2 separate regions of the Homo sapiens genome follow, and region 1 is linked to region 2. Evidence: read pairs that join two places in POLR2A ChIA-PET (ENCODE). Cell type or tissue: OCI-LY7. All regions are shown on one strand. Links, peaks and the distances in the headings refer to the core of each region. The heading gives the core; the rest is flanking DNA.

Evidence for each region. Peaks named below come from ENCODE experiments on the same cell type or tissue, not always from the same donor. Only the 100,000 strongest peaks of a DNase experiment are listed, where the experiment ranks them.
Region 1: POLR2A ChIA-PET joins it to region 2 with 7 read pairs; 3 of 35 experiments call an interaction of 5 or more read pairs at or near these places.

What each region holds. Positions count from the first base shown.
Region 1 is chr7:104,933,533-104,948,372 of GRCh38, forward strand. LOC101927902 (a long non-coding RNA gene) reads left to right here and starts at 7,412. Exons shown (of 2, transcript NR_187679.1): 1 at 7,412-8,138. RefSeq lists a silencer at 1,515-1,679 and enhancers at 10,367-10,426, 11,067-11,116, 11,427-11,736, 11,530-11,824, 12,057-12,126. In OCI-LY7, for the core only: a CTCF peak has its summit at 8,080; DNase peaks (open chromatin) are centred at 7,389 and 8,089; H3K4me3 peaks cover 1,292 bases; H3K27ac peaks cover 1,342 bases.
Region 2 is chr7:105,492,007-105,506,846 of GRCh38, forward strand. PUS7 (pseudouridine synthase 7) reads right to left here. Exons shown (of 16, transcript NM_019042.5): 3 at 14,183-14,267; 4 at 13,949-14,050; 5 at 10,414-10,558; 6 at 3,136-3,247. Among named protein-coding and RNA genes, the nearest start is that of PUS7, 23 kb to the right of the region's middle. In OCI-LY7, for the core only: no CTCF peak of the experiment used is centred there; no DNase peak of the experiment used is centred there.

The DNA of each region.
Region 1 (14,840 bases), core at 6,187-8,686, 560 kb before region 2:
CGTCCAGTGTCAAAGGTGTCCTGGGGGTGCTGACCCAGCACTGGACTGAAATGAAGTTGCAGATGTATATTACTACATGTTTCTCATCACCTCCTCCTCCTTAGTCTCGTGAAAGGGATATAACTTTAAGGCCCTTCCCTTTCTCATTTCCTCATTGTGACATCAAGAACACCCTTGAGACCATACTGTGCCTTTAAATGATTAAATGCGTTTAATTTAAATGATACAGCTTCCAAGGGAAAAAGGAACAAGGGGCAAGGGGAGGGGAAGGGGAGAGGTCACTCCTGCTTTCGGCAATTGAAGGGACTGACTGCCAGCCTCTCCCCTCCGCAGGGAGTGTTCCAGCAGCCACGCCCCTGACTCACCTGCCTCATTCTCTTAATGGTACCCACCCTCTCCAAATCTCTTAATGGTACCCACCCTCTCCAAATTGCCCAGACTGGGAAACCTGAAACCATCTTTGTCTTCTCTTTCTTTTTCCCCTCATTCCTAAACATCTATTTCGTTGTCAAGTTCTGTGGGATTTTTCTTTTTCTTTTCTTTTTTTTTTTTTTTTTTGAGACACAGTCTTGCTCTTTTGCCCAGGCTGGAGCATGATGGCACAATCTCGACTCACTACAACCTCCCTCCTCCTCCCCAGTTCAAGTGATTCTCATGGCTCAGCCTCCCGAGTAGCTGGGATTACAGGAGCGTGCCACCACGCCCAGCTAATTTTTGTATTTTTAGTAGAGACGGGGTTTCACCATGGTGGCCAGGCTGGTCTCCAACTCCTAACCTCAAGTGATCCGCCCACCTCGGCCTCCCAAAGTGCTGGGATTACAGGTGTGAGCCACCGCACCCAGCCTTGGGTTCTTTCTTTTCAAACACTTTCCCACACCCCCATTCCTCCCTTTCCATTTCCATAGCAACTACCCTGAGGCCTTTACCTCTCACATTTGAACTGTCAGAGCCTCCTGTTTACACTTTCCCACCCACCTTCTCCTTAATTCCTCCTAGCCCATTCTTACCAATGGGATTCATATCCTTGACAGATGATTTGCTTTGTTGCCCTCCTACTACAAAACTCTCAAGGGATGCCCTTTGCCTATCAAAGGCCACTTCTTTGGCCTGGCAGGAAAAGCCATCACATCATTTGGCTGTGTCCTGCTCTCCTACCCTTTTCTCACCCTGGCTGCTTCTGTCCACCTCCCAGACATTCAAGTGATTTAGTCTTCCGTGGAATGCCCGCCTGTCCCTGGAATTCTACACCTGGAATGCCCAGCCATTCTCATCTTTACTTTTGGAATCAGAAGGACTATTCAAAGCAAATCTCCATAAATCTGTCACTTATCTTGCAACCACAAGAAAGCACTCTCTCGACTATATCTTTGTTCTTTGTACCTTTCACCCTGTATTTTATTATCTGGTTAAAGTGCTATTGGAGCCGGGCACGGTGGCTCACACCTGTTATCCCAGAACTTTGGGAGGCAAAGGCGGGTGGATCACTAGGTCAGGAGTTCAAGACCAGCCTGGCCAAGATGGTGAAACCCCGCCTCTACAAAAAATACAAAAATTAGCCAGGTGTGTTGGCGGGTGCCTGTAATCCCAGCTACTCAGGAGGCTGAGGCAGAGGATTGCTTGAACCCAGGAGGCGGAGGTTGCAGTGAGCCAAGATTGTGCTACTGCACTCCGGCCTGGGCAACAGAGCGAGACTCCGTCTCAAAAAAAAAGAAAAGAAAAGAAAAGAAAAGTCCTATTGGATTACAATTCCTAGGGCACAAAGGCTGAGTTTTGTTGGTCACTGTACTGCCTGTAGCTCCAGAAAATTCTGAATTTATGTGAGCTCCACTAAGCAATTATTTCTATCAAATACTACTAGCCCAGAAGCCTCAGAAGTTCACCCACTTCCTGAATTCCCAGTGATGACAGAGTGGACATTTACCCTTGCAGAAGGAGGCTAGACTGTTGTCATAGGTAGAATTATGACCCCAGCAAAATTCTGTGTTAAAGTCTTAACCCCTAGTACCTCAGCATATGACATCTAGAGGCCAAGGAAAAAGTTCCCTTTTGCCCTCTCAAGTTTCACTGACAACTCAACTCATTGAAAGGCAGGTTAACTGGAGAAAAGCAACACACATTTATTTAACATGTATGCACAGGAGTCATCACAATGAAGACCCAAAGATGCAGGGGAAATTGTCCATTTTTATGCTTAGTTTAATAAAGTATGGACAACCGTGTAGAAATATGATTGGACCTAAAGGGGATCTACTGCTAATAGACTGAGGGGGGAAACCCAGCAAGGCCTCTCTGTCTAGATTCTTCTTGGCCTCCCTGAGCCGGCATTCCTTCTGGGTGTGGGGCAGGACTCTCCCTGGAATGGGGGTCTTATGACTATAATCAAGCAAGGTAGGTCAGATAATTTCTTTCATTTTTTCTTTTTTTGAGACAGGGTCTCATTCTCTCACCCAGGCTGGAGTACAGTGGTGCAATCTCGGCTCACTATAACCTCCACCTGGAATTGGTTGCTTCTGAGGCCTTCATTTTGGGTTGCTGTTTTCTGAGCCCTGACATACCTTATTCGGAGATGAGATCTTTACCAAGGTAATTAGGTTAAAATGAGGAGCAACCAAAGTTCTTCTCTGAATCCCATCTCTAATCCAATTTGACTGATGTTTTTATAAAAAGGGAACATTTGGACAGAAACCAACATGGATGGAGAGAAGATGATGTGAAGACACAAAAGGAAGGTTGTCTACAAGCTAAGGAGTGCAGGAGGCTACCAGAAGCTAGAGAGAGGTCTCCAATAGATGCTTCCTCACAGATCTCAGAAGGAATCAGCCCTGCCAAAGACGTGACTTTCAGACTTCTAGCCTCCAGAGCTACAAGACAATATACTTCTGTTGTTCTAAGCCACCTAGTTTGTGGTGCTTTGGTAAGGCAGCCACAGCATACTACACAGCTGGAGTCCTGAGAAGCCAGAGGGCCTCCAAAGTGAACCCCATCTCAGGGCTGGGGCCACAGGTCCTGGGAGGGCAAAGGTAAGGCTCTGAGATGCCCTGAGCAGAAGAACAGAGGCACTTACGGCTCCAATGAGCCAAGCGGAATGGCTGGTCAGCCACACAGGGCGTGGGCCAGTAGTTGGTCCACCTGACACAGGCCTTTGAAGACAGCGTTTTGTTTCTGCAAGTGGGCAGGGGAGGGTGGCATGGAGACAGGGGCAGGAAACTCTGCTGAAGGGCAGACCGTTCTTCCAGGCCCCAGGTGCTTCCGGCCAGACTCTTTTAAAGAGACATGGAAGGACATCATCAAACGTGGCAGCGTAGCCAAGCTCTGCCCTGGAAACCCCTCTCTAGTTACTGCTTTCCACTGAAGCTTCTGGTGCCTGCTGCCTCCTCAGTGGGAGGGACCAGTGATGTGAAAATCCTTTTCCTCCTGACTCAAAGGAGCATTTCCTGAACCCTCCTTACTCAAAACATGTCCACTTGCCCCCCGGAGCCCCAACAGACATGCTAATTCTATTGGGATTTATTTGATAGAATTGGATTAGCTAACAGTGTCAGGGTTCCCAATGAGCAGACAGGAAAACTAAGGCAGGGCCAAGGGGCCCAGCGTCCATGTAACAGTAACTACCATGGTAATAGGGAACACTATGAGCCAGGCCTTGCTCTAAGGCTGCGCTGCCCATTATGGCAACCACTGGCCACGTGTAGTTACTGGACACTTGAATGTGGCTAGTCCAAACTGAGTTATGTAGTAAATGTAAAAATACACACTGAAATTTAAGGACTTAGTATGAAAAAAGAATATTAAAATATCATTAATTTTTTTTAACTTTTATTTTAGGTTCAGAGGTATGTGCGCAGGTTTGTTATATAGGTAAACTCGTGTCATGGGGGTTTGTCGTACAGATTATTTTGTCACCCAGGTATTAAGCCCAGTACCCAATAGTTATTTTTTTCTGCTCCTTTCTCTCCTCCCACCCTTCATTCTGAAGTAGGCACCATTGTCTGTTGTTCCCTTCTTTGTGTCCATGAGTTCTCATCATTTAGCTCCCACTTATAAGTGAGAATATTCGGTATTTGGTTTTCTGTTCCTGCATTAGTTTCCTAAGGATTATGGCCTCCAGCTCCACCATGTTCCCACAAGAGACATGATCTTGTTCTTTTTTATGGCTGCATAGTATTCCATGGAATATATGTACCACATTTTCTTTTTCCAGTGTATCATTGATGGGCATTTAGGTTGATGCCATGTATTGCTATTGTGAATAGTGCTGCAAATTCTCGTTAATATTTTAGAAATATTGATTACGGGCTGGGCGCGGTGGCTCACACCACTGGTAATCCCAGCACTTTGGGAGGCCGAGGTGGGTGCATCACCTGAGGTCAGGAGTTCAAGACCAGCCGGGCTCACCTGGAGAAACCCCATCTCTACTAAAAATACAAAATTAGCCGGGCGTGGTGGCACATGCCTGTAATCCCAGCTACTTGGGAAGGCTGAGGCAGGAGAATCGCTTGAACCTGGGAGGCGGAGGTTGTGGTGAGCCGAGATCGCGCCGTTGCACTCCAGCCTGGGCAACAAGAGCAAAACTCCGTCTCAAAAAAAAAAAAAAAAAAGAAAGAAATATTGATTACATGTTAAATGGATACTATTTATATTGTGTTGTATTATTAAAATTAATTTTACTTTTCTTTTTACCTCTTATAATATAGTAGCCACTAGAAAATTTTAAACTTTAAGTTACATGTCTGACATTTATATTTCTCTTGGAAATGTCAGGGAGCAAAAACTTTCCCTCGACCGACTTAGCTTTAATCACTGGGAGCCTGCAAATTAAACTGACAAGCTGGGTGTGATGGCTCATGCCTATAATCCCAGCACTTTGTGAGGCCGAGGAAGGAGGATCGCTTGAGCTCAGGAGTTCAAGACCAGTCTGTGCAACATGGTAAGATCCTATTTATACACACACACACACAATTAGCTGAAAAAAAAATTGGCATGGTGGTGGTGGGAGGATTGCTTGAGCCCAGGAGGTTGAGGCTGCAGTGAGCAGTGATCGTGCCACTGCGCTCCAGCTTGGGTGACAGAGCAAGATCCTGTCTCAAAAATAAATAAATAAACAAACTGACAAAAGACAGATTACCAAGAGGAAAAAATATATATTTAATTACTTACTTATGCAAAGGAGTTCACAAAGAACTGTGATTCAAAGAGGCCAATAGAATTTGGGGGCTTATATATTACCATCTAACAGGGGATGGGGAGAGGCAGATGGACATTTTTGAGAGAACAAATGACTTCTTAGAAAGTGGGTGAAGGACAGCACTTAGGGAAAAACAAATTACTCTTTGGAAAGATACATGGGCCCTTAGCAACATAGATGGAAGATATGATACTTTTGTGACAAATGTCTGCTTGGATATGGTGCCAACCTTCTTTGCCTAGCAGAGATTAGGGGAGGTGATTTACAACAGTTGAGTTCTTTGGGGAGGCTCTGTTTTTAGGCAGATAAGGGATTTTAGAAACTCAAATGCCTTCAGCTCAAAATAATTCTTAAGCCACAGTGGTTTATCCTAGATGCTTTCAGGTGGCCCTATTCCAAGCACAGCATCTGAACTCTTAGCGCAACCTGCAGGGTGATGTTATTCTCATTTCTATTTTAGAGACAGCACTCAGTCCTTAGATGTTAAGAAACTTGCCCAAGGTCACACAGCTGGTAGAAAGAGAAAACCAAGGGAGTGCAAAAGTAGCAGCAGAGAAATCTGTAAGGTGGTGAGCAATGAGGGTGGCCTGGAGTAGGGAGCAGCAGTGAGTCAAAAAGATGAGGTTTGATATATATTTTTTAGGTGGAAGTACTTGTGGTGGTATGTGTGAGGAGCAAGGAGGATGGGAGGAAAGAATGATTCCAGGTGTCTGGATTAAGGCATGGGAGCCTTTGGTTCTGTGCCTAGACCTGAGCTGCCTGGTGAAAGAGGCACAGATGGAGTGTTCGCAACCTAAATTTTCTGTTTACTGACTCCATTATCTGGAAGTTCTGTCACCTCTTGGTACTTAATTACCTTGGGAATAATAGAGCCTCTCCTAACAAGTGTTGTAATGAAAAAGAAATAGGATAATGTATGTAAAAATTCTACATACATGTTTGTTAATTGTTTTAAAAGAGAGAGCACTTTCAGAGGATCCAGAAACATTCCTGGCCTCCCCTCTCTCTTTCATTTCTCAGGCTGCTAAATCAATGATTAGCTCTCAGGCCAGCTCCCCTGGAAAGCGCATGAAAGGGAGAGTGAACAGAATGGCTTCTCTCTCCCAAGGAGGCTGCCTCATCAGGGTCACAGCCCCTCTGCCACCAGAAAGCCTGGATCTGGGCCAGAGCCACAAAGGCTAACAAACTCCCTTCATGTCGGCTGAGAGTAAAGAGTTGGGGTCCATCTGGGCCCCTCTCCCCAACTCTCTAGGGGCAGCGAGAGGTGACAGTGTGCTGGCAGCCTTCACAGCCCTTGCTCACTCTCGGCGCCTCCTCTGCCTGGGCTCCCTCTTTGGCGGCACTTGAGGAGCCCTTCAGCCCGCCGCTGCACTGTGGGAGCCCCTTCCTGGGCTGGCGGAGGCTGGAGCCGGCTCCCTCAGCTTGCGGGGAGGTGTAGAGGGAGAGGCACAGGCGGGAACCGGGGCTGCGTGCGGTGCTTGCAGGCCAGCACGAGTTCCGGGTGGGTGTGGGCTCAGCGGGCCGCACTCGTAGCGGCCGGCCCGTCCTGCCGGCCTGGGCAATGAGGGGCTTAGCACCCGGGCCAGCGGCTGCAGCGTGTGTGCTGGGTCCCCCAGCAGTGCCGCCCACCATCGCTGCGCTCGATTTCTCGCTGGACCTTAGCTGCCTCCCCACGGGGCTGGGCTCGGGACCCGCAGCCCACCATGCCTGAGACTCCCCCACCCTCCGTGGGCTCCTGGGGGGCCCAAGCCTCCCCGACGAGTGCCGCCACCTGCTCCACGGTGCCCAGTCCCATAGACCACCCAAGGGCTGAGGAGTGCGGGCGCACGGTGTGGGACTGGCAAGCAGCTCCACCTGAAGCCCCCGTGCAGAATCCACTGCGTGAAGCCAGCTGGGCTCCTGACTGGTGGGGACTTGGAGAAACTTTTTGTCTAGCTAAGGGATTGTAAATACACCAATCGGCACTCTGTACTAGCTCAAGATTTGTAAACACACCAATCAGCACCCTGTGTCTAGCTCAGGGTTTGTGAATGCACCAATCAACACTCTGTATCTAGCTAATCTGGTGGGGACGTGGAGAACCTTTGTGTCTAGCTCAGGGATTGTAAACGCACCATTCAGCACCCTGTCAAAACAGACCACTCCTCTCTCTGTAAAATGGACCAATCAGCAGGATGTGGGTGGGGCCAGATAATAGAATAAAAGCAGGCTGCCCCAGCTGGCAGTGGCAATCCTCTCCGGTCCCCTTCCGGGCTGTGGGAGCTTTGTTCTTTTGCTCTTTGCAATAAATCTTGCTGCTGCTCGCTCTTTGGGTCCACATTGCCTTTGTGAGCTGTAACACTCACGGCGAAGGTCTGCAGCTTCACTCCTAAAGCCAGAGAGACCACAAACCCACCGGGAGGAACGAACAACTCCAGACGCGCGGCCTTAAGAGCTGTAACACTCACCGCGAAAGTCTGCAGCTTCACTCCTAAAGCCAGCGAGACCACGAACCCACCAGGAGGAACGAACAATTCCAGATGCGCCGCCTTAGGAGCTGTAACACTCACCGCGAAGATCTGCAGCTTCACTCCTGAGCCGGCGAGACCACGAACCCCACCAGAAGGAAGAAACTCCGGACACGCCGCCTTTAAGAACTATAACACTCACGGCGAGGGTCCACGGCTTCATTCTTGAAGTCAGTGAAACCAAGAACCCACCAATTCCGGACACAGCAGGATCCCACCCACAGAACCGCCAGGTGCACAGCTGCATATCCTCAGGGGAAAACTCCCCTCCCCTGCCACCTTACTGATAGGCTTCACTTCCCAGAGAACTTTCCCAATCCTGTGCAATGCCTGAGTGGTACATTGTATTCTATGAGAATGGCGCCCCCGCCTCCAGAGTTGTGCAACAAGACTTCCATGAATCAAAGCCCATCGCTGGCTGCCTCCTCTAGCCCTGCATAGCCCAGGTACATCTGAAAGGAGTGAGAAGTGTTTTGAGGGCTCTCCCTGTCTCTTCCTGCACCTCTCTCTTGTGATCCCAGGTAGGCACCTGCTCTGAATCTTGCTCTTCCTCAGTTGCAGTCCCGGGTGGAAGCAGATCAGAATCGAATGAGTGGCCCCTCTGCCATCCTGCCCTGGCCTCCACCTTGCCACTCTCATTAGACTGGGCATTCCTGGTATGTGGTGCTCAATGCTTGTTGAATGAATGAATAAGTAAGACTCTGCTAAGATCTCTGCCAATAATAACCACAGAGATAGTTATATTATTTTAATGGAAGTTTCTTTAAAACCAAGACAATTACAAGAGCCAAAGGATTGACAACTCTACTGATGGCATGTCTAGAAGAGACCCTTAGAGAAAGGAACCTTTCCAATCCTTTTTAGATGATACCAAGCAGGCAACCGCCTCCCCCAGACGCTTGCCCCAGTCTCCTATGGAAGGTTCGGGTAGCCTGGACTGCAGCTCTTCTAGGCAGCTTTCCAGTTGTATTCCCTGGCATAATTGTAACTTCAACACCTAGGTCTTAAGAAACATGTGTCCAGGCACAGTGGCTCATGCCTGTAATCCCAACCCTTTGGGAGGCCAAGGTAGGAGGATCGCTTAAGGCCAAGAATTTGAGACGAGCCCAGGGAACATAGTGAGACCCCATCTCTATAAAAAATTAGAGGCCAGGCACGGTGGCTCATGCCTGTAATCCCACCACTTTGAGAGGCCGAGGGGGGCAGGTCACCTGAGGTCAGGAGTTCCAGACCAGCGTGACCAACATGGAGAAACCCCATCTCTACTAAAAATACAAAATTAGCCTGGTGTGGTGGCGCATGCCTGTAATCCCAGCTACTTGGGAGGCTGAGGCAGGAGAATCACTTGAACCCAGGAGGTGGAGGTTGCAGCGAGCCGAGACCGTGCCACTGCACTCCAGCCTGAGTGACAGAGTGAGAGTCCATCAAAAAAAAAAAATTAGAAAATTAGCTGGTGGTTTGCGTCTGTAGTCCCAGCTACTTAGAAGGCTGAGGCAGCAGGATTGCTTGAAGTAATGCAGCAAGCTATGACTGTCCCACTGCACTACAGCCTGGGCAACAGAGTGATACACTGTCTCTAAAAAAGAAAGACAAAAAAGCAACATGGCCTGGGTTATCTGGGCAACACATTCCACACATCTTGGAGGACCCTCACCTCCTGATAATCAAAATGAGCATTTCCATGTTTCATATTTCTGAGTGCCTGTCAACAGCACACCATTTCACAGCAGAGCAGGGACTAGAGTGAGGCATAGGAGGCACTCAACATGGGTGCAAAATTCAATTTTTTTTTTTTAGATGGAGTCTCGCTCTGTCACCCAGGCTGGAGTGCAGTGGAGCGATCTCGGCTCACTGCAACCTCTGCCTCTCAGGTTCAAGCTGATTCTCCTGCCTCAGCCTCCCGACTAGCTGGGATTACAGGTGTGTGCCACCACAGCCAGCTGATTTTTGTATTTTTAGCAGAGACGGGTTTCACTGTGTTGGCCAGGCTGGTCTTGAACTCCTGACCTCAGGTGATCCACCCACCTCAGCCTCCCAAAGTGTTGGGATTACAGGTGTGAGCCACAATGCCGGGCCCATGGGTGCAAAATTTAAGGGGCCGCCAAAAAACTCAGTAAACAAGATAAATATTTTAGTGCAGTTCTTTTAAAATTTTTGATATTTTGTTCATCGTGGATAATTTTTTATTTTTATTTTTTAGTGGTTGCATTAAAATATTGTTTATCATGGTTGCTGAGTCTTTTGGCACCCATTGGACTTTGTACGCTGATCCGGTACCTCCTTCTTCTCAATCTAGTCTCAGTCTCTGAAGAGCAGAGTGCACTCATCTCAGCTCCGATCTCTAACCAGTGCTGGCTTGTGAGAACCGGCTTGAAGAAGATTGATAGGTTGATGGTTGGGCTGGAGCGTAGAGTGGCTGGAGGCCCCGTCTACCTCTTTCAGAAAGCCACGAAAACAGATAGGCAGGGGGCCAAGTCTATTGTTCCAAAGTTTCCACAGGCCTTGAACGGCCCTTGGGCTTTGCGGTCTGGTGATCAGAGCTGTAAAGGTTTCTAAACAATCAGAGGCCTTTGATATGGTTGCCAACACCCACATTTTCCATTCTGGGAACAATGCCATCAAGGGCCACAGCCTCAGTCCCCCACCTAAGTGAGGAAGTGTCTGCTGGTTGCTGGTAGGAGCAGGTCCTGTGAGGGCAAGGGTCAGAAGGACAGAGGAGTCTTCTTATCCTGGCTGCTCGCCTTTTCCCTCTGGTCACCTCACCCTTTTGCATGTTCAAAATCTATGCTCATCTTATCTAGCCCATTCCTCTTGGCTAAAGCCAGCACACATCCTGTTCCTCTCAATGGGAGAACTATCCGGGCAATTGCATTTAAAGGTTTTCTTGCATTGGTTCGGAATTTGCCCTGGCTCTGCCCTTATTTCCTGATCCCAGTGTAGTTTCTTTATTCAGGTGTGCAAAAGAGTGAGCTATTTTGTTATGGAGGCAGAGAGAAACAACCTCAGGTTCCTCTAATAATGCCTTTAGAACTCTCTTCTGAATAACTGGGGCGTTAAATTCATCGACAAAATCCCTTTGGGAGATACACCATCTGGGGACCCCCTCAAAGGTAGATATCTGGGCTAATTTGACTGCTATTTTGCAGGAATGCAGGTGGGCAAAAGATAGTTTCCACTAGGTCAGAATGTTTTTTCCACTTTCTGTTCTTTGTTATTTTGCTCACTTCCGGTGTGAAAGCACTGAATTTCAGAATTAGATGAAACTTATAGTAAAGGCCTGCCACAAGGTCTTTGTCAACCCCATATCCTGGTGACCAAACTAGATTTCATGACGTCAATCATTTCAAAAACACAGGCTCTTCCAACGGCGTCAGCAAGCAGAAATCCTGTTCACAAACACTGTTCTAAATCAGTCTTTATTTTATTTTATTTTTTTTGAGACAGAGTCTCACTCTGTCGCCCAGGCTGGAGTGCAGTGGCACTATCTTGGCTCACGGCAACCTCCACCTCCCGGGTTCAAGGAGTTCTCCTGCCTCAGCCTCCCGAGTAGCTGGGATCACAGGTGCCTGCCACTACACCCAGCTAATTTTTTGTATTTTTAGTAGAGACGGAGTTTCACCATGTTGCCCAGGCTGGTCTCAAACTCCTGACCTCAGGCGATCCGCCCGCCTCGGCGTCCCAAAGTGTTGGGATTACAGGCATGAGCCACTGCGCCCAGCCAAATCAGTCTCTTAATACTGAGTCTGAATCTCTTGAGATTTTAGCCCCTCAGTGCTGACCTGATGGAGATGTGCCTTTTTTTTTTTTTTCCGGGGAAGTATTCACTTCAACTCCCACAACCCCCGAGGAATGACTAGTGGGTTTCTTTCCCCTCCCCTCGGGTGGCCTTGTGAGGAAGCCAGGAAGTACTGTGAGCGGCAGGGCCTGGGAGAGCCCCTGTGGCCGACAGGAGGAGATCAGCCTTCATCGCACTCTCAGAAACGGAAGTGTGGGCGTGTGTTATGTTGCTGCAGCAACCAAAGGCAACCGAGCAGCAAACCTCAGATGACTGAGCCCAGCCCATTCAACGAGGGGGAGTTTCAGGTGGCCTGTGTTCCCCAGGGACTGGGCCTAGCTCAATCGGGAAAAGTCAGCATCCAAAAGTCCTCAATGACGCAGAGGAAGCCAGGAGAAAACAGTCAATGGCTAGTCATCACTGATTCGTGGTCACAGGCGTTAGAACAGGAAGGATCTGCACAGATCAGCCTCTCCCACCCCTCACTTTCCTGATAAAGGAACTAAAGTCCGGAAAGTACTTGCTCAGAGTCCTACTGCCAGTGGGTGTGAAAGCCAGAACCACCACCCTCATTGCCTTCTGTATACATAGCTTTAACAGTTTGCAAACACTCTTATATGCTTTAATTTCATCTGATCCTGGACTGAGAGCAAATATTTGTATTTCAACCAAAAGGCCAAATGCTCAGTTTCCTCATCTGAGAGGATAATAAGAGTACTTTTCTAATGGAATTCTTTTTTTCTTTTAATTTTTGGTAGAGACAGGGTCTCACTATGTTGCCCAGGATGGTCTTGAACTCCTGGCCTCAAGAGATCCTCCCAACTGCACCTCTCAAGTGCTAGGATTACAGGCATGAGCCATTGCTCCCTGTCCTCTAATGGAATTTTTGTTAGGATTAAATGAGTTAATAGTTTGGAGATTTGAGAGACTATAATAGAGGAAACCTCTCTTCCCTTCCCAAGTTCTGAGTAATTAAGAGCTGGGCAAGGAGAAATAAAAACAAATGGGATTGGCCAGGAGCAGTGGCTCTCTCCTGTAATCCCAGCACTTTAGGAGGCCAAGGCAAGCAGATCACTTGAGGTCAGGAATTCAAGACCAGCCTGGCCAACATGGAGAAACCCTGTCTCTACTGAAAATACAAAAATTATCTGGGTGTGGTAGTACACACCTGTAATCCCAGCTACTCGGAAGGCTGAGGCAGTAGAATCACTTGAACCCAGGAAGTGGAGGTTGCAGTGAGCCGAGATCACCCCACTGCATTCCAGCCTGGGTGACAGAACGAGACTTCATCTCAAAAAAAAAAAAAAAAAAAAAGCAAATGGGATCAAAACATCAACTTTATCACTGATACATTTTATATAGGAGTCCATGGTTTACATTTGTGGGTAAGTGAATGCCAGAATTAGGCAGGGTACCCACGCAGGCTGGGGCATGCCCCCCAGTTGGAAACTGTCCCTGTAAACAGTGGAGCCTGGGAGAGCAGAGCCCAAAGCATGCTCTGGAGGAGGATGGCTGCCAAGAGGACAGAGATGGGCTGAGCTATGCATCTCCAGTTCCTCCCCAGCGTCTCCATTGAGAAGTTGCTCCTCTTCCTGTACCACCCTCTTCACCACCACCACCACCCTCCTGGGCAGGAATGAGTCAAAGAGCAGGGAGACAGGTCAGAAATCTCATGCCAGAGAAGCTTCTTCCACATGGAAGGAAATGTAAGGGATGAGGAAGAATCTTTTTCCCTTCTAATAAATATACGTAAAGCACTTAGTACCTGGCACAATAGTAAATGCTCAATAGAAGTTAGTGATTACAGGCCGAGCGCAGTGGCTCATGCATGCCTGTAATGCCAGCACTTTGGGAGGCCGAGGTGGGAGGATCACCTGAGGTCAGAAGTTTGAGACCAGCCTGACCAACATGGCAAAAACCCATCTCTATTAAAAATACAAAAATTAGCTGGGCATGGTGGTGGCCACTGTAATCCCAGCTTCTCTGGAGGCTGAGGCAGGAGAATCACTTGAACCTGGGGGGTGGAGGTTGCAGTGAGCCAAGATTGTGCCACTGCACTCCAGCCTGGGCAACAGAGACTCCATCTCAAAAAAAAAAAAAAAAGAAAAAAGAAGTTAATGATTACTATTAATACTTGAGCTATAGCTTATTCATCATACCAGAGACTTCTGTACCTCTATTGATGTGACTTCTCTAATCATGTCTGCTCTTATTAGATGTGTGACCTCGGGAATTTTATTGACCCTCTCTAAGCCTCAGTGTTCTCCTCTATACAATGGCTACCATGATGGTACTTATAATTGGGAAGACTACATGATTTAGTGTAAAGGGCTTAGCCTGGATGCCTGGAACCTAGTGAATATTTAATAAATGGTGACTATTGTTTATTATAAAAGAACTTGGGAGTCCAGCACAAAATAAATGCAAAATTTGCAATCATGAAACATGATTGATTTAGAAGAGGCATGTAGGCTGGGCACGGTGGCTCACGCCTGTAATCCCAGCAGTTTGGGAGACCGAGGCGAGCAGATTGCTTGAGGCCAGGAGTTTGAGGCCAGGCTGGCAAACATGATGAAACCCCATCTCTACCAAAAATACAAAAATTAGCTGGGTGTGGTGGTGTGTACCTGTAATCCCAGCTACTCTGGAGGCTGAGGCCTGAGAATCGCTTAAACCCAGGAGGCAGAGGTTGCAGTGAACCGAGATTGTGGCACTGCACTCCAGCCTGGGCGACAGAGCAAGACCCTGTCTCAGAGGCATGTAAAGGAAAGGCCGATTATCAGAATTAGAGCAATTGCTTCCTTTGCAGACACGATCTAGATACCTAGGTTTTATGCCCAATTTTGCCCCTGAGAATGAAGCACCAGGAGTACTGCAAAATCATCTGGGTGTTTTCCCATCACTTTCCATAAAATGAGGAGAAACTCACAGTCTAGTGTTCACCTTGGGAAGATGGTGGTATTTTGGTATTTTTGAAGCTGTGAGGTCTTTGGGAAAGAATATTTAAGTGCTCTTTCATGTGTTGAACAAAAATGGCTTCAGCCAATCACAGAAGCTAAGAGCCACTGTCTGAACTGCAGGAGGATAGATGCTGGATTTATCTCACCCACTGCTTTGTCTTCAGCACCTGGCACAACATGTGGTACATAGTACACATTTATAAAATATTTGTTGAATATGTAAGTGAATGGAGCAGGTGCCTCAACACACAGCAATGGTAAGATGCTGCCTAAGGGGATGTGGTCTCACTTTTTTTGTAGATCTAGGTAGGGCAAATCTATGGAATACGGAACTAGAGGCATTTGTATAATCGTTGACTGGTCTTCTTGGTGGAGGGTTGGAGGTGGACCACAGGTTGCTGAATAAGGAACCC
Region 2 (14,840 bases), core at 7,588-10,087:
AGACCACTCTGCTGCACTCCAGCCTGGGCCACAGAGACTCCGTCTCAAAAAAAAAAAAAAAAAAATCTACTAAAACAACATAAATTCATATGCAAGCTAGAAAAGTAAATGATAGCCAGGTGTGGTGGCATGCACCTACAGTCCCAGTTACTGGGGAGGCCTGAGGCAGGAGGACTGTCTGCGCTCAGGAGTTGGAGGCTACAGTGCGCTATGATGGTGCCTGTGAACAGCCACTGCACACTACACTCCTGCCTGGGTGACGTAGTAAGACCTGCTCTCTTTAAAAAAAAACAAAAAAGGTAAATGATGGCCAAATAATTCTTCGCTTTTTTTTTTGAGACGGAGTCTCTCTCTGTCACCCAGGCTGGAGTGCAGCGGCACAATCTTGGCTCACTGCAACCTCTGCCTCCTGGGTTCAAGCAATTCTCCTGCTTCAGCCTCCCAAGTAGCTGGGATTACAGGCATGCACCACCACATCTGGCTGATTTTTTGTATTTTTTTTTTTTTTTTTTTTTTTGAGACAGAGTCTCGCTCTGTCGCCCAGGCTGGAGTGCAGTGGCGGGATCTCGGCTCACTGCAAGCTCCGCCTCCCGGGTTCACGCCATTCTCCTGCCTCAGCCTCCCAAGTAGCTGGGACTACAGGCGCCCGCCACTACGCCCGGCTAATTTTTTGTATTTTTAGTAGAGACGGGGTTTCACCGTTTTTTAGCCGGGATGGTCTCGATCTCCTGACCTCGTGATCCGCCCGCCTCGGCCTCCCAAAGTGCTGGGATTACAGGCGTGAGCCACCGCGCCCGGCCGATTTTTTGTATTTTTAATAGAGATGGGGTTTCGCCATGTTGGCCAGGCTGGTCTTGAATGCTCGACCTCAGGTGATCCACCCGCCTCGGCCTCCCAAAGTGCTAGGATTACAGGGGTGAGCCACTGCGCCCAGTCAATAATTCCTTTCTTAGCAGTGTAAACATTTGTGGCTATTAGTAAATAACTGATGTTGTTCAAAGACTTGGCTAGCCAGCAACAAAAAAGGCAACAATGCACTTCCTATCCATCATCTACAATTCATTACATTACATAAGACAGTGAAAGCAAAGAAAAATGCATTCTAGAGATATAATGTACCACTATGAAAATTTATCTTCAGTTTTTAAAAAGTTATTGTGTGAATTTTCCATGCTGCTATTGCTTTGTATTAAAAAATGAAAAAAGCCAAATGAAATGCTAAAACTGGGATCTGAATAGTTTTGATATGAAGATAATAAGTAACCTAGTTAACTAAGAAGTATTTTATAAACTTAACCGTTCCATATGAGAAGGAAAAAGCCAGGAAGGATTTCTTAAATCCTGAGCAATCCTCAACTCCCGATCTTGGAGGAACTCCCTCCCCACCCACCTATTCCTGTCAAGAATCGTCTGTTCTCTCTGGCTCAGGTACAGGCATAGTAGCACAGACTCTCTCCCAGGGAGTTAATAAATAGAGCAAAATAAATGTTACTTAATTGGGTACTGTGTATTATGGGCTGAACTGTGTCTCCCCCAAAATTAGTATGTTGAAGCTCTGACCCCCCAGGACCTCAGAATGTGACTGTATTTGGAGATAGGGCCTTCAAAGAGGTGATTCAGTTAAAATGAGGCCATTTAGGGTGGGCACTAATCCAATCTGACTGGTATCCTCCTAAGAAGAGGAAATGGGGACACACACAGATACCAGGGGTGTGCGTGCACAGGGAAAATGCCACATGAAGACACAGTGAGAAGGCAGCCATCTGCGAGCCAAGGAGAGAGGCTTCCGGAAAAAAAACAAACTTGCCGACACCTTGAGCTTGGGACTGTTAGCCTCTAGAAGCATATGAAAAGTAATTTCTGTTAAGCCACCTGATCTGTGGTATTTTGTTATGGAAGTCCTAGCAAATTAATACACTGTTTCCATATTTAAAATGAGTTAAATATATATTGGAAACCAAATTTCCACAGCATACAGACTTGCTGTGGTGTGTAGCCACTTCCATTTTTAAGAAAAGCTTTGGCACCTTGCCGATCCCCAGAGATCCAGTCTCTGCTATATTTACATTCCTGTTAGAAAATCAGACCGGTCTCAGGTTTAGTCAGTCTCCAGGAATTGAGAGCTCCCAGTCTGGCAAAACCAACCTCTGCAACCACGTCAAAGGATAAGTATAGGCTTTCAAAAGAGAAAGTTAATTTTTATTTTCAACCAGATTGTTAACTCTCAGCTGCATGCGAATCATTTACTTATGGAATTTTCATCTTGAATTATTGGCACTACGTATGTGGGGGTCAAAAAAATTAATTCATCCATTGCCTAAGAAAACTATCCTCACGGCCTGGCACAGTGGCTCACGCCTGGAAGAAACAATGCACTTCCTATCCATGATCAGTGATTTTTTTTTTTTTTTTTTTTTTTTTTGAGATGGAGTCTTGCTCTGTTGCCAGGCTGGAGTGCAGTGGCACAATCTCGGCTTACCGCAACCTCTGCTTCCCAGGTTCAAGCAATTCTCCTGCCTCAGCCTCCTGAGCAGCTAACACTACAGGCACATGCCACCATGCCCAGCTAATTTTTGTATTTTTAGTAGAGATTGGGTTTCACCATGTTGGCCAAGATGGTCTCGATCTCTTGACCTCGTGATCTGCCTTCCTCGGCCTCCCAAAGTGCTGGAATTACAGGTGTGAGCCACTGCGCCAGGCCGATCGGCAATTCTTAATCCCAGTACTTTGGGAGGCTGAAGTGTGAGGACTGCTTGAGCACAGGAGTTCGAGACCAGCCTGGGCAATATAGTGAGACTCTGTCTCTAAAACCTAATAAAATTAGCCTGGCATTGTGGCATACGCCTGTAATCCCAGCTACTCAGGAGGCTAAGGTAGGAGGAATGCCTGAGCCCAGGAAGTCAAGGCTGCAGTGAGCCTGATCATACCATCATTCACTCCAGCCTGAGTGACAGAGTGAGACTGTCTAAAAAAAAAAAAAAAAAAAGAAAGAAAGAAAGAAAGAAAACTATCATTGGGAGGAGCATTTACTATCTGTAATCTGTGCTCCTCCTGCTCCTTTTTCCATTAGCATGGAAAAAGGAATATACGTTTCTGTTGCTTTGATTTTGTATAGGCATAACAACAGTAACTCACCTTAAGTATTTGGAGAGTACATTAATAGCATCCATGGTGTCTTTGTTTTCCTTATATAGTACGAAGTGGCAGTAACTTCCCCTAGATTTTGGCCAAGAATGTTTTCTTGGATCTTGAAAGCAAAAGAATTAACATTATATATACCATAATAAAAGTTATAGATGTAAGAGCTCATTTTTCGCTATAGAACCTTTGAGTGGAAAATCAGTTCTAGTCTGATAAAGAAATACAGGTTAAGTGGTTATAGCTGTGTGGACTAGAGGTATTACATTTCCTGTAATTGGACACTTAACATTATCTATCCATATTAAAAATAAAAAGCTAAAATGTGGCTGGGCACGGTGGCTCACACCTGTAATCTCAGGACTTTGGGAGGCCAAGGCGGGCAAGATGGCTTGAGCTCAGGAGTTCAAGACTGGCCTGGGCAACATGGCAAGACCCGTCTCCACTAAAAATAGCCAGGCATGGTGGTACACGCCTGTGGTCCCAACTACTCAGATGGCTGAGGTGGGAGGATCACATGAACATGTAGGGTGGAGGTTGTAGTGAACCGAGATCATGCTACTGCACTCCAGCATGGGTGACAGAGCAAGACCCTGTCTCAAAAAATAAATAAAAGAAAAACATTTTTAATTAAAAAAAAGAACATAAAAAAATTAAGCCAGGTTAAATGTTAACTTCTGAGCAGCTAGTGTTACTTCAGTTGTTCAATCCTGTGTTAAACAATGTAAGATTTAGGCCGAGTGTAATCCCATGCACTGTAATCCCAGCACTTTGGGAGGCTGAGATGGGCGGATCACCTGAGGTCAGGAGTTTGAGACAAGCCTGGCCAACATGGTGAAACCCCGTCTCTACTAAAAATACAAAAATTAGCTGGGCATTGTGGCGAGTGCCTGTAATTCCAGCTACTTGGGAGGCTGAGGCAAGAGAATTGCTTGAACCCAGGAGGTGGAGGTTACCGAGCCAAGATCGTGCCATTGCATTCCAGCCTGGGCAACAAGAGCGAGACTCCGTCTCAAAAAAAAAAAAAAGTATGCATATCTACACACACACACATATATATATATATATATATATATATATATAGAGAGAGAGAGAGAGAGAGAGAGAGAGGGAGAGACACATACATATATATGCTTTAGATTTAAGCTGCTCAAAATGTTTTTTTTTAAGTACTTTGGGAAAAATATGTAAGCCTAAACTGCACTTTATAGACGCTGTACAATAACATTCATGAGTCCTGTGTGGCACAGAGCTGCAGTTGTTACTTAAACAACACATCTAGTTCATTTGATTACTGTAACTCCATGAAAGAAAAACTGAAAAAATGTTTCATACAACAATTCCTAGAAAGAGTCCTCTTCTTTTAAAAATAATCCTTTTTCATGAACTCATGAATCCCTTATCTTCAGAGGCTTAAGATACTGCTGGTACCGAAGCTGGTACTTGGATACCTGGCTTTGTCAAGGCAAAAGCACTGTTTGGTAAGTTAGTGATAAGTTACAATGAAAAGAACAAAAGACTCCATAAACCATTTCAGAAAACTGCCATAGCATGTATGCTTAGTGAATCACCCTTCCTTCTTGATAAATATGTGAGTTTTTTCTGTCTTGGACAGAAAAGTATTACAAGTATTTCTTTAGTCCTTGGTGTGAATTCCTCACAAGTTCTTCAGAAAACTGTTGAGCAGGAATATCATTTTCGGTTTTCCTTCCAGCTCACTATCAGTTAAGCAAAGTTGTCTATACTTAGCACTTGTGACAAAATCTTTGGCATTTCACTTTATCTACATGAAATGCCAAATGCTCTTACCTGCTGCAGTTCTGACCTCTGTCCAAATGCACAGCATAAAGAGCACAAAAGAGCAATGTTTAATTTATAATATTAAAGTGCTTTAGAGGTGAACATGCAAATGATCGCATGGTTAAGTTTACACTGAGGACTTCTACAGCACCCGGTAGTTATGCGGTGGGTTAACAGCCATTTAGACATTAACAATGGAATGTTTTAGAGGCAAACAGTGAACAAGTAGAAAACTCTTCTACAGGTGCAGCCTCCTTGTCTCAATCCCTTCACAATGGGCATGTTAGTTCACGCTCAAAGCTGCACTGTCTGTACCCATGAGATGAAGCAAAAGGTTTAAGGATAGTAAATGCTTCCCCAAAAAGAGATCTGTTTACTTAAATATGGGAGGACATGTACCAAAATGCTATTTGTGATTATCTTTTTTTTGATAGTGAGACAAGTAACTATTGCTTTGCTTTTTCTGCGTTTCATGAATTTCTTGCATTGAATTATAAAGACTTTTAAATTTGAAAAATGTTAAATATTATAGAAAACAGCTAAGTTCTTTATAGATTAAAAAAGATTTAAGAGACGACTTAAGAGGCTTATCAATGAGTGCAATGTTCTGACCTTGTTTTTATCATTCTTTGAACAAGCCATCTGCATATAAAAAAGACATTTTTGAGATACAGCAAAACCAAATATGCAATAGGTATGTGATAGGAAGAAATTATTGTTGATGTTTTTGGATGTGATAATAGTTTGGGGTTTCAGTCCTCATCTGGCAAATAGATACTGAAATATTTATGAGTGAAAAGCCATGCTATGTAGAATTTCCTTTAAAATGCTCCAGCAAGAAAAAAAAGGAGGAAGGATAAATCAATAAAACAACAGAATGTTGATAATCTTAAAGATGGTTTATGGGTACATAGGTTCCATATACTATTTCCTCTATTTGACTGCAAGTTTGAAAATGTCCATAATAAAAACTTTAAAAACACTTGTGATAAAAGTTGATGAAGTGTAGCTACATTTTTCTCAACTACCCCTTTGGAGTATTCATAATTAAGTATAATGACAAGAAATAAATGAAGCCACAAGACTCAAAAACTAAATGCTGCTATACCTTAAGAGAAACCATGACAACAGAGTATGAGTTTTGGCTCACAAGCATGCATCTTCTATTTAGCAAATCCAAGCACTGAGCATGCATACAATTATCTCCTTTGCAAACAACAGATACAAGTATGCATTCTTTTTCTAAGTACACTCAATATACAAAATAGTAAGCATATGCATTGATTAACTGGGAATATTTTAAATAACAGAAAATCAATGAGTCTCCATTTATTTTGGGCAATTTGTGTGACTTTATAAAACTCCACCCCCTAAGAATGCTAAGCAGCATATACTTAGCTTTACAATTTGAATGAATTTAAAATAACTTGCAGACATTTTTGAGACACTGATTTATACTGCAAATGCACAGAATTCCCAGGCTGGGTAATATGGTTCCTATTTGAAGAAGGCTGCATCCAGCTTCTGAGGGCCTAACAAGGCAGTCCCAGTCTAGCAGAAATGGAAACCAGATAAAAGGGAAACCAAGTTCAGGAAGTTTGATTTATTGAGCACAGACATCTCCATGAATAAAGAAGGAAAAATGTTTCTAGCTGAGAAAGATGAAAAGATGGGGTAGCATGCGGAACATTCCTTCCTTCTTATTCAAGGTCATTCCCACCATCACACCCCTGCACACCAACCTTCAGCTTTTTCAGGGATCCTACTCCATCCATTATCTTTATTTTGTTATTTGCCTCCCTGAATTTTCACCTTCTCTCTCCATTGTCTCTTTCCTTTTTGAAAATATATATTTTTCTTTTTATAGAGATGAGGTTTTGCCATGTTGGCCAGGCAGGTCTGGAACTCCAGGCCTCAAGTGATCTGCCCGCCTCGGCCTCTCAAAGTGCTGGGATTACAGGCGTGAGCCACTGCGCCTGGCCCTCCATTGTCTCCCTTGCATATATAAATAACTCACAGCTCTTCCATCTTAAAAGCCTAACCTATGTTCCCCTCTCCTTAATTATGTTCGCTTCTTCTCCTCTTTGCAGGTTATTTGAAAAAGCAGTCTGTATATACTACCTTCCATCTCAACCTACTATGTAAACTGGTTTCCAACCTCATCATTCCACTAGAATGCTCCGGTGAAAAGACACCAACAACTTCCATGTTGCTAAACTGATAGACAGGTTTCAGAGTAATTATCTTGCTGGACCTATCTGTAGCATTTTCCATTGCCACAGGAATGGAAGCAATGGTAGTCCATTGATCACTCTGATTATTGGGATTCCCTATTCCTGTGGATTCTATAACACCAGTCTTTCCCAGAGAGCTTCTTTGTACCTGTCTAGCTCTTCCTCCTGAGTCTCTATGGATTCCTACATACAGGGATCCCTCCTGGGGACCATTCATTTCAGAAAGTATAGAGAACCTGTACCTATCACATGGCAGAATTTTCTTTTTTTTACATAAGTCTTTAAAAACTATGTTCTTAGAAGCATTTGGAATGTATACTGTCTCAAAATATAAATTAATTTATCAGTAATGTTATGATAGTTTAGATGGTATTTTAAAAAAAAATCACATATACATTTTGGTAGGTAAAGCAATGTGCCCTATCAGACTGGCTTAACACATAAAATAATGTCTGAGTTTAAATAGTTGGTAATTTGTGGTGTTTGGGAACAATGATTTAGAATCCACCACATCTATGTTTTAGGATGCACAGTTCTATCTGAGAAAAGTTCAGGTTAAGAATATTGTGAATCTGCTAGATAATGCATAATAACAATTTCTATCAGGATCTGGTAGTAATACAGCTAAAAAAAAACTGTAAATTACAAAGCTTTGTAATGATACTTTAAAAGCTAAATCATTCAAATGCTAGGCAAGATGGCTCAGGAGGACAAGCTGTCGCTGGTAGAGGGCCATGAACAATAATCTTTGGATACCAGCTCTTCCTCCTTTCCTAGGGGTGTTCACTTTAGGCCACTCTCAGCTTGGGGAGAGTGGGGTCTATAAAAATGAATGCAGGCTCCTAAGTGCCCATCTGTGCCAGGGGTGGCCTTCCATGAGGAGGTGGGAGAGATGGCAGAGATTTAGTCCATCTTTGAAGAAATGTCACAACACCACAAGCCCAAGAAGTGTGGTTCTCTATACAAGAGGGAGTTGATCCAATCTGACTTCCTTCTTGCTTCTTTTTAAAGTGAGAAATTCCTTTCTTACTGAAGGTGTCCAAACGAAAATGGGGAAGGGTGGTTCACATCGCACAGCTCAGTACTTCACTTGTAAAATCTTAAGGAAACTTCGTAACAACAACAACAAAAAAAAGAAAGGCGGGTGTCGCATAAGCAGAGAAAATGTGGATAAAAACACAACATGAGAGACCTGGCGCTGTGTTTAATGAAGGGGATGGGTAGAAAGGCTGTAATGGCTGCTTTGGCCTGCAAATGCCCTCCACCCTCTCACAAAACCCGGCATCCTAAGAAATGATTATCACTTCCAAGAAGCCACCAGTCAAAAAAACAGTTTTTGCTTTTTCCAACCTGCTTCCTCATGACCACACCAAGCAGAGTAAGACCTTGCCTTGTCTTCCCGCCTTCATAATGGGCAGCACTGCTGACCAACATGGGCTGTTTCTTGACAAAAAATAACTCCCTAGCAGCCTTCCCAACTGGGTTCCCTGAGAGAATTAGGACCAAGTGCCCCAAGGCATGGCTGTTTGTAGAAGTCACCTCTCCTCTCCATCTACAGTAGTTACTAGCTACACACTATCCTTGGGAGAACTGAACCAACAGTGGCTCCAATCACTTTCCACTGGGCTTACTCCTCTTTGAGCAACCTTGGCTGAAAAAAGGCTGCTCAGGTGACATTTTATACCATGACCCAGACATTAAAGAAACACACAGCAACCACACCATTCGTTTGTGGAGTAAAAAGTAATTCAGGACTCATGCCCCAAGCAGTTCCAGGACACATCATCTGGCTTTTCTTTACAGTGTTCACTGAAAACTGGCCTCTGATCTCCACCTCTTCCTCTGGAACTGCTCAGGTATCTCATCTCTATAGCACTATCCAGACTTGCTGCCTTGACTAGATTATTTCCTCAGGCACAGCGAAGCTTTCCTCCTGTTCTCTTTTTTGTTATACCCTCTCATTTCACTAGAAACATGGTTATAAGCAATTAAGGCTTCATCCATCACAGTATTATCTTTTGAATTAACCTAAAAGAATACTGACAGAGCCCTAATAAATAAACAGTTTTTTGTTATATGGTCTTAGAATTTTGCCCCAAATATATCTAGGAATAAATGTTCATTAATACAGGCCACCGCTAGTAGGAGAGGAGGGTGAGGAAATAACTTTTTCTTGTTGTAATTTTCATTTAAATTTTATCTGTCAATTTGGTAGGTGAAAAAAAAAATTACCTAATTTTCCTGAAAGGTTATATGCAAATAGAAACTTTTGTGGCTGTAGATAACACATTAGAACATAAATATCAGTGACTCACTGGGACTATGCCCATTTCAAATGAATGATACACAACAAAAGATGGGCTGAGATAAAAGGGTGTCTTTCTATATATTCCATATTTTTTATGTGTGACTGAAGAAGATACAGTTGGAAAGCAAAAGCTCTTTCAATATAGGGGCCTGGCAAAAAAATATGCCTCTTTCAATACAGGGGTCTTGGCCGGGCGCACTGGCTCACACCTGTAATCCTAGCACTTTGGGAGGCCGAGACGGGTGGATCACGAGGTCAGGAGATCAAGACCATCCTGGCTAACAAGGTGAAACCCCGTCTCTACTAAAAATACAAACAATTAGCCAGGCGTGGTGGCAGGTGCCTGGAGTCTCAGGTACTCAGGAGGCTGAGGCAGAAGAATGGCATGAACCCAGGAGGCGGAGCTTGCAGTGAGCCGAGATCGTGCCACTGCACTCCAGCCTGGGCGACAGGGCGAGACTCCGTCTCAAAAAAAAAAAAAAAATATATATATATATATATATATAGGGGCCTTGCAAAAAATGTGCCACTGGGATAGGTGACAAGCGTTTTTTGTTCATCTGAAAGCTTTCTTTCCTCCATGAAGAACACAGAATGAGCAATAATCCTTCTATTTTCTTCTTGAATTGCCACTCAGTATGCTCTGCTCTTCAGGGAACATATCAAATCCCTAAGACTCTCTCTCAGGCACTACTATAATTTCAGCAAATCTTTACTCACATAAAAGACCTAATGCCCCTTGCCAGGCAGGCTGCAGGACTGCGCTGGCATCTGAAGTGACAATACTCACCCTCTCTGAAGGAGGGACATGATCAATATTGTTCTCTGAGCAGCACTATAGTAGCCCTTGAACACGAACGGGCAAGGCTAACGAGGAGCGGGGCCTGCCGCTCACGGCTGCCTGGCAGGAGGAAGCTGCTCACAGACACCTACTTGCCAAAGCCTTTTTCCCAGCTGCGTGGTAGGCTACAATGTATTTCTTCCCCTCCCTATCCTCTGTTTTTGTCTCTAATCCTGGAAACAGAGATTTGATAGCCTGATGGATGATGGTTCTTTTCTCTTTGGTGTCCTCGATAACCTATTAAAAAAAACAGATAGCAATACCACCAAGTTAACAAACATTAAATAGGGAAGTAATACAGTGAATTAGTAAAAACACTGCTCACCTTATTAACTACGCAAAATAACAAAAGTGCCTGCATACGATTTCAAAAATCTTTTATTTTTATTTTTTTGACAGTCTCGCTCTGTCGCTCAAGCTGGAGTGCAGTGGAGTGATCTCAGCTCACTGCAACCTCTGCCTCCCGGGTTCAAGGGATTCTTCTGCCTCAGCCTCCTGAGTAGCTGGGATTACAGGCTCACAACACCAAGCCTGGCTAGTTTTTGTATTTTTAGTAGAGATGGGGTTTCACCATGTTGGCCAGGCTGGTCTCAAACTCCTGGCCTCAAGTGATCCATCTGCCTTGGCCTTCCAAAGTGCTGAGATTACAGGCGTGAGCCACCGTGCCCAGTCTCAAAAATATTTCAGAGCTTCCCAATATTGCAAATCCCGGGAGCCTGTTGATGGAGCACATCCATCTGCCAGACACTGTACAAAGCACTGTGGTCATCATTTTATTTAATCTTTGTAATCTCTCCATCATAACACCATTATATCTATTTAGAAGTGAGGAATTGTGTCTGCGGTTATATAGCTGGAAGGTGGTAGAGCTGGATTTAAAATCCAGGCTGTCAAACCCATGGGCCACCAACCCAGATGCACCTTCTCAGGGTCTCTGCTGGACAGACACCTTAGGGATCCTACATGAAAATGCAGGCAAAGCTAGGCCTTTTGGTATGTGAGAAGCTCAGTCCTTTGAACAATCCAACCTACAGCTGCTTCTTATTGAATTATATTCTGAATTATTTTATAATGAGGTTCTAGCACATGGGTTTACAGTAAAGAAAAATCAACATGATATAAACTCACTAGTTACATGATATTTTCAGCGTGTGAGTGCATCTCATACTGAGAATTTTCCCTCCCTCTTTACTCAATACAACCACAAATGTGTGTGTATATACCTCATTTTAAGAATCGAAAAAAAATTCACAAAACAAGATTCATACTATTTGCAATGCACAAGTATTTTCTATGTTATTGCTATTATTATATATATTTTTTGAGATAGGGTCTGGCTCTGTCACCCAGGCTGGAGTGCAGTGATGCGACCTTGGCTCACTGCAACCTCTGCCTCCCAGGCTCAAGCCATCCTCCTATCTCAGCCTCTCAAGAAGCTGGGACTACAGGCATGTGCCTCCATGCCCAGCTAATTTTTTTATGTTTTGTAGAGATGGCGTTTCGCCATGTTGCCCAGGCTGGTCTCGATCTCCTGAATTCAAGCGATCTGCCCACCTCAGCTTCCCAAAGTACTGGAATTCCATGCCTGAGCCACTGTGCCCAGCCCTTATTTTATTCCATTTTTTAAAAATGCTGGTTGAGATCCACTACTAAACTGATTTCATGACCCATTAATGGGTTGTAACCTGCAAGCTGAAAACATCGAGATACACTGCAACTGCTACTGGCTAAACTTGATGACACTTTTTTTTTTTTTTTTGAGACACAGTTTCACTCTTGTTGCCCAGGCTGGAGTGCAATGGCACGATCTCGGCTCACTGCAACCTCCACCTCCCAGGTTCAAGTGATTCTCCCGCCTCAGCCTCCTGAGTAGCTGGGATTACAGGTGCCCGCCACCACGCCCAGCTAATTTTTCGTATTTTTAGTAGAGATGGGGTTTCTCCATGTTGGTCAGGCTGGTCTCGAACTCCTGACCTTAGGTGATCCACCCACCTCGGCCTCCCAAAGTGCTGGGATTACAGGTGTGAGCCACTGCGCCCAGCAACTTAATGATACTTCAACAAAATAAAAAATGAAAAAAATCCACCAAACTACATTACGATTACAGGTAAATGACTTCTTCATAGCAAAAAGTGAGTCTAGATCTGAAATTACTGATAGCAAGGAGAACGACAGTTTGTGTATATGAATACATGTTTAGACCTCAAAAACTCAGAAAGTCCATCTTCATTTTACAAATGAGGAAGCTTGCCCATAGTTTATGCCTTTTAAATGTACAGACTTTCAGTAGATAGGAAAACCTCAGTTTTTAAGACAATAGTAAATTTTACCACATGTATACGAAAATACATATTATAAGCCTAAGATAAACCTCTGCATTGTACAAGCAAAGGAAACTTGGACCATCCTTCTGGATTGCTCTAGAAATCTGCCAGGAATTTTCCTCTTGGCATTGCTAAAGGTTTTGTCTAAAGATTTTTTCAGTAATGGAAGATTTCTAACATTGCAATACCACACGCTTTTGGGAAGCTCAGGTAAGGAGGGAGACAAGGAGCAGATAATGAATTCTGAAAAGTTGTAGTACGCTTATTAACTAGGAGTGCTGGGAGGGGGAATTTCAGACAACCGAAAACCCCATAGCTCATTAAAATGTAGTACAAAATTAATTTAACATAATTTTTTTTTTTTTTTGATATGGAGTCTCGCTCTGCCGCCCAGGCTGGAGTGCAGTGGTATGATCTCTGCTCGCTGCAACCTCTGTCTCCTAGGTTCAAGAGATTCTCTTGCCTCAGCCTCCCAAGTAGCTGGGACTACAGGCCTGCGCTACCACGCTTGGCTAATTTTTTTGTATTTTTAGTAGAGACGGGATTTCGCCATGTTGGCCAGGCTGGTCTTGAACTCCTGACCTCAAGTGATCCGCCCACCTTGGCCTCCCAAAGTGCTGGGATTACAGGTGTGAGCCACCGTGCCCGGCGAACAAAAGCTTTAACAACAAAATTTACTATTCTACTTAGTAGCTGAGCTCTCCTTTTCTTCAATAGCAGAATTGACCCACGATGAGCAAATAAATGCTCCCCTACTTCCTTTCCCCATTTCCTCCCCTTCCCAGAGTCCCAACTGAGGCCAAGAAGCTGCTGAAGCCAGAATCTGACCTGGGTCACATACCTGACAGACAGCAAATGGTGGTCCTGTTACAACGGACATTGTGGTATAATTGGTACTCTGGGATTCTAAACAACATATGTCGCTGTTCATTTGTGGTCCCTAAATTTTTTTTTCAGAGATGATGTCTCACTATGTTGTCCAGGCTAGTCTCCAATTCCTGGGCTCAAGTAAACCTCTGGCTTCAGCCTTCGGAGTAGCTAGGACTTTGGAATAGCATGTAACACTGTACCCAAATAAAAATGTTTTTAAACAAAAATGTAACTTTGGGGGGGGCTATAGTTTATCTGGGATACTAGTTATCTGCCCCAGTAAAAAAATTTTTTAGTGTAATATCCTTTAGATCCAATAGAGCAAAAAGTCACCCTTTGTTAACCATTGTAATTTTTTCCATAAACACTTAACATCCACCCAAAAAGCAACTAAAACCCTAAATAATTTTTCATATATTTTTGCATTAGTTACCTCAATGGCAACACTGGTTTCCTTATTTTTGAACAGCTGGAGCTCTTCCAATCGCTGCTTTTCTTCAGCTGTCAAAACTGTAAATATGTCTTCTGAAGGGTCCTTTAAAATAACCATGAGAACTCACAATGAATCATACATAGAATTCAAGTTTAATAAAGCTCTATATTTCTAAATCTCTAGGAAATGCTATTTTTATACAGAAGGTGACATTTGCTAAAGAGCTACTTCTACCTCCTCATCCACTGGAATGGACAAGTCATTCAAATGGCTGATCCGTCCATCTTTTCCTATTTCATGAACAACGAAGTCGGAGTATCTGATGAAAGAAAACATGAACTTTCAGATAATTAACATCCTGTTTTCTATTAATTTTAAGATAAAGTTGATCAACAGCAAGCCTTACTATTATGCAAAACAAGGAATTTTAAAAAATCTTCAGTGCAAAATCACATGGAGTTAATTTTTTTTTTCTTTTTTTTTTTTGAGATGGAGCCTTGCTCTGTTGCCTAGGCTGGAGTGCAGTGGCTCGATCTCCACTCACTGCAACCTCCGCCTCCTGGGTCCAAGTGATTCTCCCGCCTCAGCCTCCCGAGTAGCTGGGATTACAGGCACGTGCCACCACGCCCAGCTAATTTTTGTATTTTTAGTAGAGACGGGGTTGCACCATTTTGGCCAGGCTGATCTTGAACTCCTGACCTCAAGTGATCTGCCCATCTTGGCCTCCCAAAGTGCTGGGATTACAGGCGTGAATCACCACATCCGGTCTTTTCTGGTTTCTTAATGAATGCTGAGCCATACCTTGGCTCAAGTTTTATATGAGAACTTAAAGAAAAGACCCTCTTAGCTTCTAGAATATTCTTCCAGAGAAATGCAAAAACAAAAGCTTATT